Regions from separate parts of the Homo sapiens genome. Here region 1 is linked to region 2. Evidence: chromatin contacts called from ENCODE Hi-C or POLR2A ChIA-PET data. All regions are on one chromosome and are shown on one strand. Each heading gives the region's core, a stretch centred on a gene start or an enhancer-like site at or near the end of the contact. The rest is flanking DNA. Distances are from core to core; before and after follow the strand shown.

Region 1 (7,241 bases), core at 2,822-5,321, 560 kb after region 2:
TTAACAAAAAACAACCCAACTGCACCTCGGGTTACTCAGCCAGGGAAGCAAAAATAAAACGGGGCTTAAAAATACCAGCATGGCCCTTCCGGAGCCTTGGCCCCTCCGGCCCTTGGGCTGTTTTTTTCCGCAGGGTGGCCGGTGTTGTTTCAGTTTGGGGACTTTTGTTTTTGACAGACCTCAGTGGCCTGTGCCTCATAGGCGGGAGGGTTAAATTCAGACTGAAAGTGCCCTCCCCCAACCTGTTTCAACCCCAAACGCTGCCACTGGGCATGGGGGGGGGGGGGGAGCAGAATTTAAGGACATCTGTAGACAGGCCAGAAGAAACAAACCAAGGTCCCTGGGCTTCTCCAGGAACCCATAACACATGGCCCCACTGTACCAGCAGGCAAACCGAGGCCCCGGGCCTTTACAGCACCCGTCAGCGGCCGGTACCCCAGGGGGCTCCGGCATTCCAGCCTCACTGCACCTGCCTGAACTGTGTGACTTCTGAGGACCAGCACCCTCTGAGCCTCCGTTCACCCAGGTGGAGAATGGGCCGTACAGGGACAGATCCAACCACCTAAGACTCTGAAGAAGCCGCCCCGCCCTCCCCACCGGGCCTGCCTGCTCCGCAGTGATAACCGTGGCAGTCACAATGGTGGCGCTGCTGTCTGCTCGGTGGCCCATGAATTCCCACTCAATCCCAATCCAGCCTCCTCCTGGCCCAAGCTCGGCTTCTGGCAGCTTAACTTCAGCACCCACGTGTGACTAATTAACCACACAGTCAGTTTCATGCCCGCATCCTCTGCCCACCAGGGGAGTCCCGTATGGGGCAGGTTGTGTCTGCCCTGTTCACGGAGGGTGGTCCGCTCAGCACTGGGCACCCCCTCCTTTACTTCTTTGAGGAAGGATCTTACTCTATCGCCCAGGAAGGAGTGCAGTGGCGCAATCACAGCTCACTGCAGCCTCAACCTCCAGGGCTCAAGTGATTCTCCTTGCCTCAGCCTCCCAAGTAGCTGGGACCACAGGCATCTACCACCACTCCTAGCTAATTTTTTGAGTTTTGTTTTGTCTTTTTGAGAAATGGGGCCTCACTATGTTTCCTGGGCTGGACTTGGAACTCCTGGCCTCAAGCGATCCTCCCGCCTCAGCCTCCCAAAGTGCTGGAATGACAGGTGGGAACCACTGTGCCCAGCCCCCCTCCCATTTACTGAAACAGGGTCTCCAGGGTCTCACTGTCAACCAGACTGGAGTGCAGTGATCTTTTACTTACTTTTAATTTTTGTATCTACAATGAGGTAAGCGACCCTGATCAGGCCCATTTTACAGATCAGAAGATCAAGGCCGCATTTTGCTTACCCAGCCAAGCTGGGGGCCCAGGACCATGCCCCTGAGGACTCAGTTTCCCCATCTGTAAAGCAGTAGGCTGTAGAATGCTGCGTCCGGGCAAAAGCCCCATAGCACACGTGCTGCCGTGCGCTGTCAGCCTCCTGCCAGAGAGCGGCCCACTCCCCCAGCCCCACCGGGGCCTCCCATCCAAACAGCTGAGGCTCCATCGCTGAAGTATTCAGCAAACACTCTCCCCTGAAAACCTTCCCGTGAACTGTGGAGGCAAAGGGGTGTCGGGGGCTGGGCGGGGGTCCTGGCTCACCATGCTGAAGTCCAGGAGGTCACTGAGCTCCTTGTCTGTGCCCACAGGCGCCATCCTCTGCGGCTGGTTCATTCTCCTGGGGCCAGGGCGGGCACCTCAGGCCTGGAAACCCTGCTTGGTGGATGTGGGGACAGATGGACAGGGAGAAACAGGGAGGGGAGAAGAGTTGTGAGTGGTCAAAGCACAGAGTGCTAAAAGCCACCTAAAAAACCCTCAACCGCCCTGGGGTCTGAGTTCCAGCAGAGCCCTGGGGGCACGGGGAGCCCTGGGAGCAGGCGCAGGGAAGCTGGAATTCCAGAGTCTAGGTCCCTGCAGAGTCCTCCCCAGAGACCACAGGGAGTCTGAAAAATGGGGGGAGGGTGTGCAAATATAAACTCCCTAACTCCCCCAGGGAACACCAGGGCATCAAGTTGCCAAGTTTAAACTGCACGCAGGGCAGCCAGAACCTCTCCTTTCTCCAACTCTCTCATTTCCAACCAACCCCGGGCTTCCTCTGAGGCCCCCTACCCCCGGGAAAGGGAGGAACAGCCCGATCCTACCCCGCCCCGAGGGAAATTTGGTGATTCCCCCCTCCCCCAGCAGATGGCACAGCCCGTTGAAGACCAGGTCGCCCCCAAATTCAACATGAAGGAAATCCACAAGTCAGAAAACCACGAAACTCTTTTACAAGCTTCAAGACTTAAAGTGCCGGGGGTGGGGGGGACGCGCATCCTATGCAGGGACCAGCAAAGCTTTCCTCCACCCTCAATCTCCCTCCCCCCAAGAAAACCCCAACAGTATTCAGGAAAGAAAAAAAAAACAGCCCTAGATTGCTTTACTGTCGCGATGTATCCGGGAATTATTTTTAAGCAAAACTTTGACAACATCCCTTGCCTGCCCTCCATGAGCGGGGAGAGCGTCTCAAGACCAGGGTGCTCCCGCGTGGTCCCAGGGGGCTCCATTCTAAGATGGGGGATGGGGGATCCACCTGCCAAGACCCATTCCACCCCCAGAAAAAGGTACAGAGAAAAATTTCCATTCCAAAGAAATGCACTCCAGGCCCCTCCAGTCTCGACTTTCCCCAGGGGTCCCCAGGTGGGGACGGGGGCAGCCCGGGAGACACCTCCGAGGCTGGGGGTGGGGAGGAGCCTCCGAGGTCGAGGGAGACCCAACTTCAGAAGCAGAGAAATCCCCTCTTTGTCTGCCAACTGGAGGCCGGGTGTGAAGCGGGCGCCCCAGCGCAGCCCCTCCCCCGCTCAGTTTTTTTCTTTTTTGGAGGGCGTGTGAAACTGACTTTTTTTGAGGACTACGAAACCGCACTTTTTTGTGGGGTAGCTGAAACCGATTTTAAGACAGACTTAGTTGGGGGGGTGGCGAGCTAAAACGGGCATTCTACGGGAGCTGGAAGACTTCTGGGGCGTCCCAAGGACTTTGAGAGACTTGGAGAATGTTTGAAGCCACTTTGCACGGCGCCGAAGGCGGGGGGCGCGCTGGAACGCCTTTTTCCCGGGGGGAGGCGGCCCGGGAAGCCGGACCCCCCTCCCCCCGCAGCCGGTGCAGGCGGTGCGGCCCGGGAGCCTTTGAAGCTCGCAGCGCGGCCGCCGCCTCGCCCCGCATTAACGCGGAGCAGATGTTACCCGCGCGCCCCCCCCCGGCCCGCCCGGCCCCGACCAGCGCCTGCAGCGCGCGGCACCTTCCCCGCGCAGACAAAAGGACGTCCCTCCCGCGCGCTCCCCACCCCAAACTCCGGCGCCCGGGCCGGGCCCCCCTCTACCCGAGAAAGGGGGCGCCCCGGGGTCCCCGTGCGCCCGGGCTGGGGGGGACGGTCCTCGCGCCTAAGTTGCACAGCCCGTCCGGCGCCCCCCGCGCCCCCGCCCGGGGCTGCTTAAAGTTTCCCGAAGTGCCCGGCCCGACGGGGGCGACGCGGGCCTGGCGAGCTCCGGGCTCCTCCACGTCGCCGCCCCCCCGGCGCCGCGCGAAGTTGGAGAACAATGACTCCCGGGCCGCGGGGCGCCCCCCGACACCGCCCCCGCCCCAACTTCCTCCGCGCCCCCCCCCAACAAGCGCGCGCGGGGCGGGCCGGGGTTCCCTGGGCACAAAGCACGGGGGTACCGGGCGCGCCCCCCGCCCCCCGCCGGGCTCACCTGCTGGGCGCGGCCGGGCACGCGGCGCGTGGGGGGGGGCGGCGGCATGAAGCGGGGGGGCCCCCCCCCGGACAAAGGTGCGTCGCGGCCGGGCCCCCGAGGGTCGCGCGTGGGCGGCGGCGGCGGCGCGCGTGGCCCGGGCCCCTCCCACCCCCGCGTGGCCCGTCCCGCGGGGCCCGTGCGCGCGGCCGGCCGGGGCGCCCCTGGGGCAGCGGCGTGCGCGGTGCCCGCGGTGCCCGCCGCCGCGTCGGCTCCGGCCCGCTACGCCCGCAGCCGCCGCCGCTGCCTCATCTTCCTGCGGCGGGAGACATGTTCCGCCCCCCGCCCGCGCCGCCCCGCCCCGCCCCGTGCAGGCCCCGCCCCTGCCCCGCCCCCGAGTGCCCCGCCCGGCGGCCCACGCGGATCCCTCCGCCACCTCCGGGCGGCTCGGGCCCGAACGCCCTAGCTCGGCCTCTCGAGCACCCTCGTGAGGACCCCGAATCCCGTGAGGTCCAGAGCCTGGGAGCGGGGACGCGCAGAGGAGGCGGTCGGGCCACGGCGCGGGGAGAAATCACGGACTATCCCCGTCCGCGGAAGCACACACGAGCTGTGCGCTTAGTCCATGACGCAAGCGAGTAAGGCCCGTGAGATTGAAAGCTAAGGCAGAGCAGTCTGGTCAATCGGAAGCCGCGAAAGTCTGATGGGCGGGGATCCTAGCCATTCGTGGTGAGGCCCCGCCTCCTTTCTTCTCGGCCCCGCCCCTCAGCAGAGGCGGGACTCTGCGAGCGAGAGGCCGCGAGAGGCGGCCGGGGTGGGTCCTGGAGTTTTGTTCTCAGGTTGGCGTGGCCGCCCGCGCGGAGCCTTCTGCTTGGTTATATTTGCGTTCCTCGGGCCGGCCCCGCGTGCTGAGTGGTGCGAGCGGGTATCACGGCCCCGAGGGGGCTACGTCAGACCCATTTTCCCGGCGGGAAAACCGACTCTGGCTCCGGCTCTGGGTCAGAGAGCCCCGCGGGGAGTCTCAGCGGTGCCTTTGCCGACTTGAGTCTCCGTCTCGGCATCTGTGAATTTGGACCTGACTTTGGACAGAACTCAGGCCAGATCTGGCTTCCTGATTCTTAGTAGTCCGTGTCTACATTTTAGTAAAAAGTGACCCCGCCTAGGATCGGGCGCCGTGGCTCCTGCCTGTGATCCCAGCGCTTTGAAGGAGGCCGAGGCGGGAAGATCGCTTGAGGCCAGGAGTTCGAGAACAGCCTGAACAACATAGTGAAACCCCCCCCACCCACACCCGTCTCTAAAAATATTTAAAATAATTTAAAATAATAATTTAAAAAGTTGACCGGACGCGGTGGCCCACGCTTGTATTCCCAGCACTTTGGGAGGCCAAGGCGGGCAGATCACCTGAAGTCAGGAGTTCGAGACCTCTCTGGCCAACACGGTGAAACCCCATCTCTACTAAAAATACAAAAATTAGCCGGGCATGGTGGCGGGCACCTGTAGTCCTAGCTACTCGGGAGGCTGAGGCAGCAGAATCGCTTTCACCCGAAAGGCGGAGGTTGCAATGAGCCGAGAGCACGCCATTGTACTCCAGCCTGGGCAACAAGGACGAAACTCCGTCTCAAAATAAATAAATAAATAAGTAAAATAAAATAAAAATACAAAAATTAGCTGGGCGTGGTGGCATACACCTATAATCTCAGCTACTCGGGAAGCTGAGGCAGGAGAATCGCTTAAACCCAGGAGGCAGAGGTTGCAGTGAGCAGAGATCGCAGCACTGCACTCCAGGCTGGGCGACAGAACGAGGCTCCGTCTCAAAAAAAAAAGTAAAATAACTAAACAAATAAATGAAAATAACACAATCTCCCAGGGCTCCCTGGGGCCCCAAAGGGAAATTTACACTCCACTCCCAGCCTGGGAAGATGCCACCATCTCGCTGGCCCGCTTGGCTCCAGCCATCCTGCCCTCTGGATGGTCCAGAACTTGCTAAGCTCATCCCCACCCCGGGCCTCTACGTTTGCTTTGTCCTCTACCTGGGAGGCTTTTCCCACCCCTATCTGGAGCCCCTGAGTCATCACAGTTCAATGCTGCACCTATGCCAGGCCGGCGGGGAGGCGGGGCCACAGGGGCCCCCCACCAAAGCCACAAGCCCCTCCTGCTATACACCCAAACTGGGCTGTCCACAGTCCGACCCTCCGTGCCCAGAGAGTTCCACGTGCCGCAGGTCTGGGGAGAGGGCTGTGGGTCCCAGGGTCTGTGCTGCAAATCCCTCATCCCTCTCCACCTCACTGTGACCTCAGGCAAGTTCGTGCTACTCTCCGGGCCTCGGTTTCTCCATCTGGACAGTGGAAGGGGGGAGTCTGGCACACAGTAGGTGCTCACAGCTGATGCCTGCCTTCCTCAGCCGCCCCCCACCCCCGCAGAGGCCTCTCCGGAGCCAGGGTCTCCAAGCAGCTCCAATCCCACCCCAGCCTCCTCAGCCCCCGGCCCTTCCTTGTGGCCCAGCCCTGACCCCATGGGTCTGAGGGTGTCTGTGGCCGGGTCTGGCTCTCCCCATTCCAGTGTAGGGAGCTCACTGTGGGCCACTCCCCACCCACACTCAGGGTCCAAGCCATAGTGTGGCAGCCGGAGTCCTCCCGAGGAGCCCTTCAGTTTCACCCACGGAAGGGAAGCAACCATCCAATCACGGACTTCTTCTTCTTCTTCTTCTTCTTCTTCTTCTTCTTATTATTATTATTATTATTTTGAGAAAGAGTCTCGCTCTGTTGCCCAGGCTGGAGTGCAGTGGTGAGATCACAGCTCACTGCAGCCTTGACCTCCTGGGCTCAAACGATCCTCCCGCCTCAGTTTCCCGAGTAGCTGGGACCACAGGCACGCGCCACCACACCCAGCTAATTTTGTATTTTTTGTAGAGACGGGGTTCTCCCTATGTTGCCCAGGCTGGTCTTGAACTCCTAGGCACAAGTGATCCTCCCGCCTTGGCTTCCCAGAGTGCTGGGATTACAGGCGTGTGCCACTGCGCCGTACAAGACTATTCAATTATCGGGCACTGACAGCGAACGGGGCCTTGTGCCGCGCATCGTAGCACTGTGGACAGTGATGGACTCAGTCCCTGCTGTCCCGGCAGGATGACCCATGAGGGACCCCTTGTCTAGTCCTGAATGTGGCTCTTTCCTGTGAGGTCCTCCTGCCTGTGTGGTTCCACGTATCGTACAGATGAGGAAACTGAGACTAGGGGTCTCCTCCCTGGGCCCCAGGGCACCCTGGGGCTCGCGCCTGCCAGGAGGTTCCGCTGGTAACCACAAGCCACCATTGTTTTCCCCAAGGAGGTCAGTCCTGGGGCTGAGTCACTGGGTGGAGCAGCCCGTGGGGGCCCCCCACTTGGCCACCACCTCTGCCCAGCCCCGAGGCCTGGGTGCTCCCTCCAGGGCCCTGGTACGGGGACAGGCAGCAAGCTATCCTCCTGACTGTGGCCTTTGTTTTGCTCTGGGGCCGGGCAGGAGGAGGAGCAG
Region 2 (6,496 bases), core at 1-2,500:
CGGCCAAAGCTCGTGACCCGGAAGTCAGACCTGCGGCTGCTGCAGAGGACAGAGGTGAACAGCAAACGGGATGAACACTCACTGTGTGCTCCATGACAGCCACCCCGGCCCCCACAGCCTCACACCACAGGATGGGACCAGTATGATCCTGAGAGGCTCCCAGAGATGTCCAGCCTTGACCAAGACCGTCTGTCCACCCAGCCTCACAGAAACCTGGCAGGGAGCAAAGCCCTCCAAACCACTTTGCAGAGCTACCCTAAAGGCAGGGACAAAGGCGGGGCGCGGAGGCTCACGCCCGTGATCCCAGTACTTAGGGAGGCTGAGGCAGGAGGGTTGCTGGAGGCCAGTTCAAGGATGCAGTGAGCTATGATTGCACCACTGCACTGCAGCCTGGGCGACAGAATGAAACCCTATCTCTTAAAAAAAAAAAATGACAGGGACCGAAACAGATGTGACTTCAGGCTGACAATGTTTGAGGATCGGAGAAAGAAGAATCAGGCTGCGGGGGGCTTCGCTGAGGACAAGGGCAAAGGGTGGGAAGCAAGACAAAGCAAAAGCTCTCAAACGGCCCCAATGGCTGAGGCAATACCCTGAACCGCAGGTCCTCAGGCCTGTGCCCGGCTTCCAAACCGGACTCGACCCAGTGGCCTCCATCTGCCCCAGACCCCAAGGCACGGGTTCCGAGCTCCACGTCCCCATCGAAAGCCCCAGCTCGCCCGCTGCTTCCCAACCACCAACTCTGCCAGCCTCGGATGCTGAAGACTCCATGGGGTTCAGGACGCAAGGACAAATAGCGACGCTGAATCACAGAGAAGGGCAGAGTCTGGGGGCGCCCCCCGTCCCCATTCGCGGCTTCCTCCTCCTCTCGCCGCCACGCGCGCCGCACCAGCCCAAGCCGCCCACCCACCCCTAAGCACCGCACCCAGACGTCTCGAAACCCCCTCCCTTCCCCGCTGCCGGCTCAGGTCGGGTCCAGCGCCTGGTATCCCCGGCGACCTCTGGGCCTCCCGTATCGGCCCGGCCCTTCATCGCTGCTGCTCCGACGAGAGTACGAGGAGACGCCGTGCTCGACCCCACCTCGGGCCCCTACACCCGCCGCCCGCGCCCCCGCCCCCAACACCAGGCGCGGCTCACCTGCATGATGGTCTTGCGGATTTTCCAGAGCCGGTACGTCTCCTCCTCGTCGTCCATGGCAGCCTCCGCCGCCGCCGCCGCTCGCACCCCTTCTCCGCGCGAGAACCCGCGCGGACTGCGCCTGCGCCGAATCCGAATCAGGCCCCCTCCGCCTAACCCCGCCCCGCGCTGGTCTGTCGTCGGCGAATGCCTGAATGCAGCAACGTCTCGGATCGGCAGCGCCAAGGGCAGCCCGAGCCTTACGAGAGCGGCAGTTGGCTGAGCGAGTCTCTCGCCTCCGTAGTTCTCGTGTGTCTTTGGCCGCACAGCCTCTCGGGAGTTGTAGTTTCCGTTCAACTCCCACCTTGGAGCAACAGTTTAGAATCCCACGAGGCGGGGGCGAAGTGTGAGCGGGGAAACTGAGGCCTGGATGGGGTCAAGGGGCAGCTCGGCTCCTAGGGATGGTCTGGGAGCCTAGTGGGAACTCTATAAATATTTGTGCATCAAACTGTACAGGGTTTCCTCCATTGGCTCCTGGCCAGGTCAGGGTTAATTCCCTTGGGCCTCAGTTTCCCTACCTGTGCAATGGCAATAAAGTGTCCCTACTTTAGACGGTTAACTGAGAGTCTTAGGCATCTCTCTAGGTGCTTATTAAGTCCCCTCACCTCTGTCCTCTCCCCTGAGCGCCACCAGCCTAGCCTGGGTATCTCCCCAGCCTAGCCTGGGTATCTCCCCACCCCAGACTCTTCCTGTCTTTGCAAACCTCCTCACTTCCCCAGGTTCACGGAGAACCCCAGCCCAACACTTCCTGTGTGCAGGCTATCAGTAACTTATTCAGTGATGCATTCGTTAATTCAACATTTACTCAGCAACCTACAGTGATGGTGAATAAAACAGGCCAAGTATCCCTTGCATTCAGATAAAGACAGGATTTAGTAAAATATAATAAATAACGTGGCCGGGCGCGGTGGCTCATGCCTATAATCCCAGCACTTTGGGAGGCTGAGGCGGGCAGAGCATGAGATCAGGAGTTCAAGACCATCCTGGCTAACACGGTGAAACCCCGTCTCTACTAAAAATACAAAAAATTAGCTGGGCCAGGTGGCAGGTGCCTGTAGTCTCAGCTACTTAGGAGGCTAAGGCAGGAGAATCTCGTGAACCTGTAAGGTGGAGGTTTCAGTGAGCCAAGATCGTGCCACTGCACTCCAGCCTGGACAACAGAGCAAGACTCTGTCTCAAAAATAAAATGAAATGAAATAAAATAAAATAAATAACAACGTTAGAAAGTGACAAAGCTACGGAAGAAGAAAGAGCAGGGAGGCTAAGTGACATGGGGAGAATGGGAGAACTGCAGTATCACATGGGGAGGTCAGGGAATACAGTGAGGATAGATTCAAGCAAAAATCCCATTAGCAGTGGTGGCTCATCACTGTAATCCCAGCACTTTGGGTGGCCGAGGCAGGCAGAGCATGAGATCAGGAGTTCCAGACCAGCTTGGCCAACATGGTGAAACCCTGTCTCTACTAAAAATACAAAAATTAGCCAGGTTTGGTGGTGGGTGCCTGTACTCCCAGTTACTCGGGAGGCTGAGGCAGGAGAATCACTTGAACCCGGGAGGCGGAGGTTGCAGTGAGCCGAGATCGCACCACTGCACTCCAGCCTGGGTGACAGAGCAAGACTCCATCGAGAAAAAAAAAAAAAAATCCCATTGGGCGCGATAGCTCACACCTGTAATCCCAGCACTTTGGGAAGCTGAGAGGGGAGGATCCCTTTGTTGTAGTTTTGTAATTTTTAGTTGTAAGTCACGGACTTTTTTACACTGATATTTGAGATTCTTTTTGGGGGGCTGTCAGGGGCTACTTTTTTTTTTTTTCCTGACACGGAATCTCGCTCTGTCCCCCAGGCTGGAGTGCAGTGGCAGGATCTCGGCTCACTGCAAGCTCCACCTCCCGGGTTCACGCCATTCTTCTGCCTCAGCCTCCCGAGTAGCTGGGACTACAGGCACCTGCCACCACGCCCGGCTAATTTTTTGTATTTTTAGTAGAGACGGGGTTTCACCGTGTTAGCCAGGATGGTCTCCATCTCCTGCCCTCATGATCCGCCCGCCTCGGCCTCCCAAAGTGCTGGGATTACAGGTGTGAGCCACCCCGCCCGGTCTGTGCAGGCTTTCTTATCTAACTACCTAACTTTTCTTTCTCACCTTGAGGCCAGGAGTTTGAGACAAGCCTAGGCAACATAGGAAGACCCCATTTCTTTTTTGTTGTTGTTGTTGTTTTTTGAGACCGAGTCTCGCTCTGTTGCCCAGGCTGGAGTACAGTGGCATAATCTCAGCTCACTGCAGCCTCCGCCTCCTGGGTTTAAAGGATTCTCCTGCCTTGGCCTCCCGAGTAGCTGGGATTACAGGCGTGAGCCACCACACCTGGCTAATTTTTTTGTATTTTTGGTAGAGATGGGGTTTCACCATGTTAGCCAGGCTGGTCTTGAACTTCTGACCTCAGATCATCTGCTTGCCTCGGCCTTCCGAAGTGCTGAGATTACAGGCGTGAGCCACCGCACCCGGCCAGGAAGACCCCATTTCTACAAAAAAATTTAAAAATTAGCTGGGCGTGGTGGGCGCACCTGTAGTCCCAGTTACTCGGGAGGCTGAGGTGGGAAGATCTAGGATCGCCTGAGCCCAGCGGTTGAGGCTGCAGTGAGCTGTGATTGCGCCACTGCACTCTAGCCTGGGCGACAGAGCAAGACACTGTCTCCAAACAAACAGAAAACAAACAAAAACCAGAAGAGGAGAGGGAGGAAACCTGGGGTTGCCTGGGGATAGCTGTATCAGGCAGACAGCACAGCCAGGATAGAGGCTCTGGGGCTGTGCCTCACCTGGAGTGTTCCTGGCAGGGAAGGGGCAGGAGGGGGTCAGAGGGCAAGGTGGGGCAGGTCCCATGAAGCCTTGCTGGTCAGGGTAAAATGTCTGGAGCTGCTGTGTTGGGAAATGACTGTTGGGAGCCAGGGCAGAAGCAAGAGACCAGGGAGGGAGTGGGAAGGCAAACTTGCCACAGGTTGGGGTGGCTCCAACTACGGTAGGGGCAAGCACAGAGCGGGGAGGGTGCCACAGGGCGAGAAAAAGAGGGAGAAAGGGAACAAAGCTGTCCCTGTGAGCAGTGAAAAGAGGGGTGGGAGGGTGGAGGCGTGTAGGTCGAGGTGAGCTCTGGAGTTCAGGGCAAGGTCTGGGGGATGGACGTGCAGGCAGGGTGGCCACGTGGTGAAGATTAGAGCCGGGAGCCTGGACCAGGTCCTGGGAGCAGAGCAGAGTCCAGGAGAGTAAGTCCAGCCCTGCTGGTGTTCAGAAGCCCGGAGAAGGAGGGGAGGCAGCAGCAGGAGGGGAGGGAGGCTCAGCACAGACACTGGAGCAGCCCCTGAGCTGCAGACCTGGCTGTGTGATCTCAGGCAGGTTACTCAACCTCTCTGTGCGTCCCCTCTCCCCTCCCTTGTAAAACAGGGACAAGAACAGCACCCACTTCGTAGGGTAATTGGCTAATAATTGCAATGTACACAGAGTGGCGCCTGACACCAGCACTGCATAAGTGTTCCCTAAATAGGATAAAGGGCAGGAGGTTGCCAGGTCTCCTGGAAACCTGGTGAGGAAGGTGTCTAGGGGCAGAGGGAAGGGAGTGGCTATGTGATGCCACCGCCAAGTCAGCCTGAGGACTGAGCAGGGATTCGCCTAGCAGACATTGCTTGTGACTCAGGGAAGGGGGCCAGTGCCTGGCAGGACGGATTTGAGGGAGGAGAGGAATTGGAGATGTGGGGCAGATACATGGGGCGGGGAGGGTCAGGAGACGGACAGGCCTCAGGAGTGGATTTTATGACACAAGAAAGGGCATCTGGAGTAAAGACCAAGCAGTGACCTGCAAATCTGGGGGCAGGGGTGGACTGAGAGGCTGAGCCCAAGCCAGGGGCGGCCTGGATGATAACAGCAAAGCCAGAGGCCCGGAAGTCAGGCCATGATCCACACACAGGGCAGGTGAAAATGTAAGATGGTGCAGCCGCTATAGAAAGCAGTCTGGTCGGCCAGGCGCAGTGGCTCACGCCTGTAATCCAAGCGCTCTGGGAGGCTGAGGCAGGCGGATCAACTGAGGTCAGGGGTTCGAGACCAGCCTGGCCAACATAGTGAAACCCCGTCTCTACTGAAAATACCAAAATTAGCCGAGCATGGTGGTGCAGGCCTGTAATCCCAGCTACTTGGGAGGCCGAGGGAGGAGAATCGCTTGAACCTGGGAGGTGGAGGTTGCAGTGAGCCGAGATCGTGCCACTGCACTCCAGCTTGGGCAAAAAGAGTGAAACTCCATCTCAAAAAAAAAAAAACAACAAACAGTCTGGTGGATCCTCAAACTGTTACACAAAGAGTCACCATATGACTCAGCAATTCCACTCCTAGGCATACACCCAAGAGAAATGAAAACATACGCCCACACAAACACTTGTACGGCTTTACAAACTCAAAAAGAGAAAACAGCCCATAGCCGGGCATGGTGGCGCATGCCTGTAATCTCAGCTATTCAGGAGGCTGAGAAAGGAGAATTGCTTGAACCTGGGAGGCGGAGGTTGCAGTGACCTGAGATTGCGCCACTGCACTCCAGCCTGGGTAACAGAGTGAGACTCTGTCTCAAAAAAAAAAACCCCAGATGTCCATCCACAGATGAATAAATAAACACAATGTGATCCCTCCACACACTGGAATATTTCTGAGCCATGAAAAGGAATGATGAGGCTCTGACACAGGCCACAATGTGGATGTAGCCTGAGGACCTCATGCTCAGTGAGAGAAGCCAGGCACAAAAGAACACGCAGTGTGTGATCCCATTTCCATGAAATGTCCAGGACAGGCCAATCCACAGAGACAGGAGGGGATGTGTGTGTGCCAGGTCCTAGGGGAGGAGATGGAGAGTGAAGGCTGATGGGGTCTGGGCTTCCTTTGGGGACAATGAAAATACTCTGTGCTGGGTGCGGTGGCTCACGCCTGTAATCCCAGCACTTTGGGAGGCCTAGGCAGGCGGATCACCTGAGGTCGGGAGTTTGAGACCAGCCTGACCAACATGGAGAAACCCTGTCTCTACTAAAAATACAAAACTAACTGGGTGTGGTGGCGCACGCCTGTAATCCCAGCTACTTGGGAGGCTGAGGCAGGAGAATCGCTTGAACCTGGGAGGTGGCAGTGCAGTGAGCTGAGATCGTGCCACTGCACTCCAGCCTGGGCAACAAGAGCGAAATTCTGTCTCAAGAGAAAAAAAAAATTCTGGAACTAGATAGATAGAGGTGATGGTCTCATAACATTGTACACGTCCTAAAAACACTGAATTGTACACTTTGAAGTGTTAAAATGTTGAATTTC

Evidence for each region. Hi-C counts contacts between places; a loop is a spot of excess contacts on that map. ChIA-PET counts read pairs that join two places held with the same protein, here RNA polymerase II (POLR2A). Pooled maps may share reads with other maps.
Region 1: a loop to region 2 is called in a map with no recorded cell type, with 8 times the contacts of the local background. The contact joins the promoter of TCF3 here to the promoter of POLR2E in region 2. A Hi-C loop is called at or near these places in 1 of 37 single-sample maps with no recorded cell type and 7 of 50 pooled maps. POLR2A ChIA-PET finds 5 or more read pairs at or near these places in 1 of 52 experiments (H1).

The regions. Positions count from the first base shown.
Region 1 is chr19:1,648,544-1,655,784 of GRCh38, forward strand. TCF3 (transcription factor 3) reads right to left here and starts at 4,072. Exons shown (of 19, transcript NM_003200.5): 1 at 3,757-4,072; 2 at 1,634-1,744. The coding sequence starts at 1,705. RefSeq lists enhancers at 291-600, 613-1,112, 4,531-4,580, 4,701-4,810 and silencers at 2,991-3,110, 3,091-3,313, 3,121-3,350, 3,441-3,520, 4,051-4,180 and 1 more.
Region 2 is chr19:1,094,125-1,100,620 of GRCh38, forward strand. It overlaps POLR2E (RNA polymerase II, I and III subunit E), which reads right to left and starts at 1,251. Exons shown (of 8, transcript NM_002695.5): 1 at 1,135-1,251. The coding sequence starts at 1,191. RefSeq lists enhancers at 1-437, 1,195-1,284, 5,275-5,394, 5,515-5,594 and a silencer at 6,170-6,307.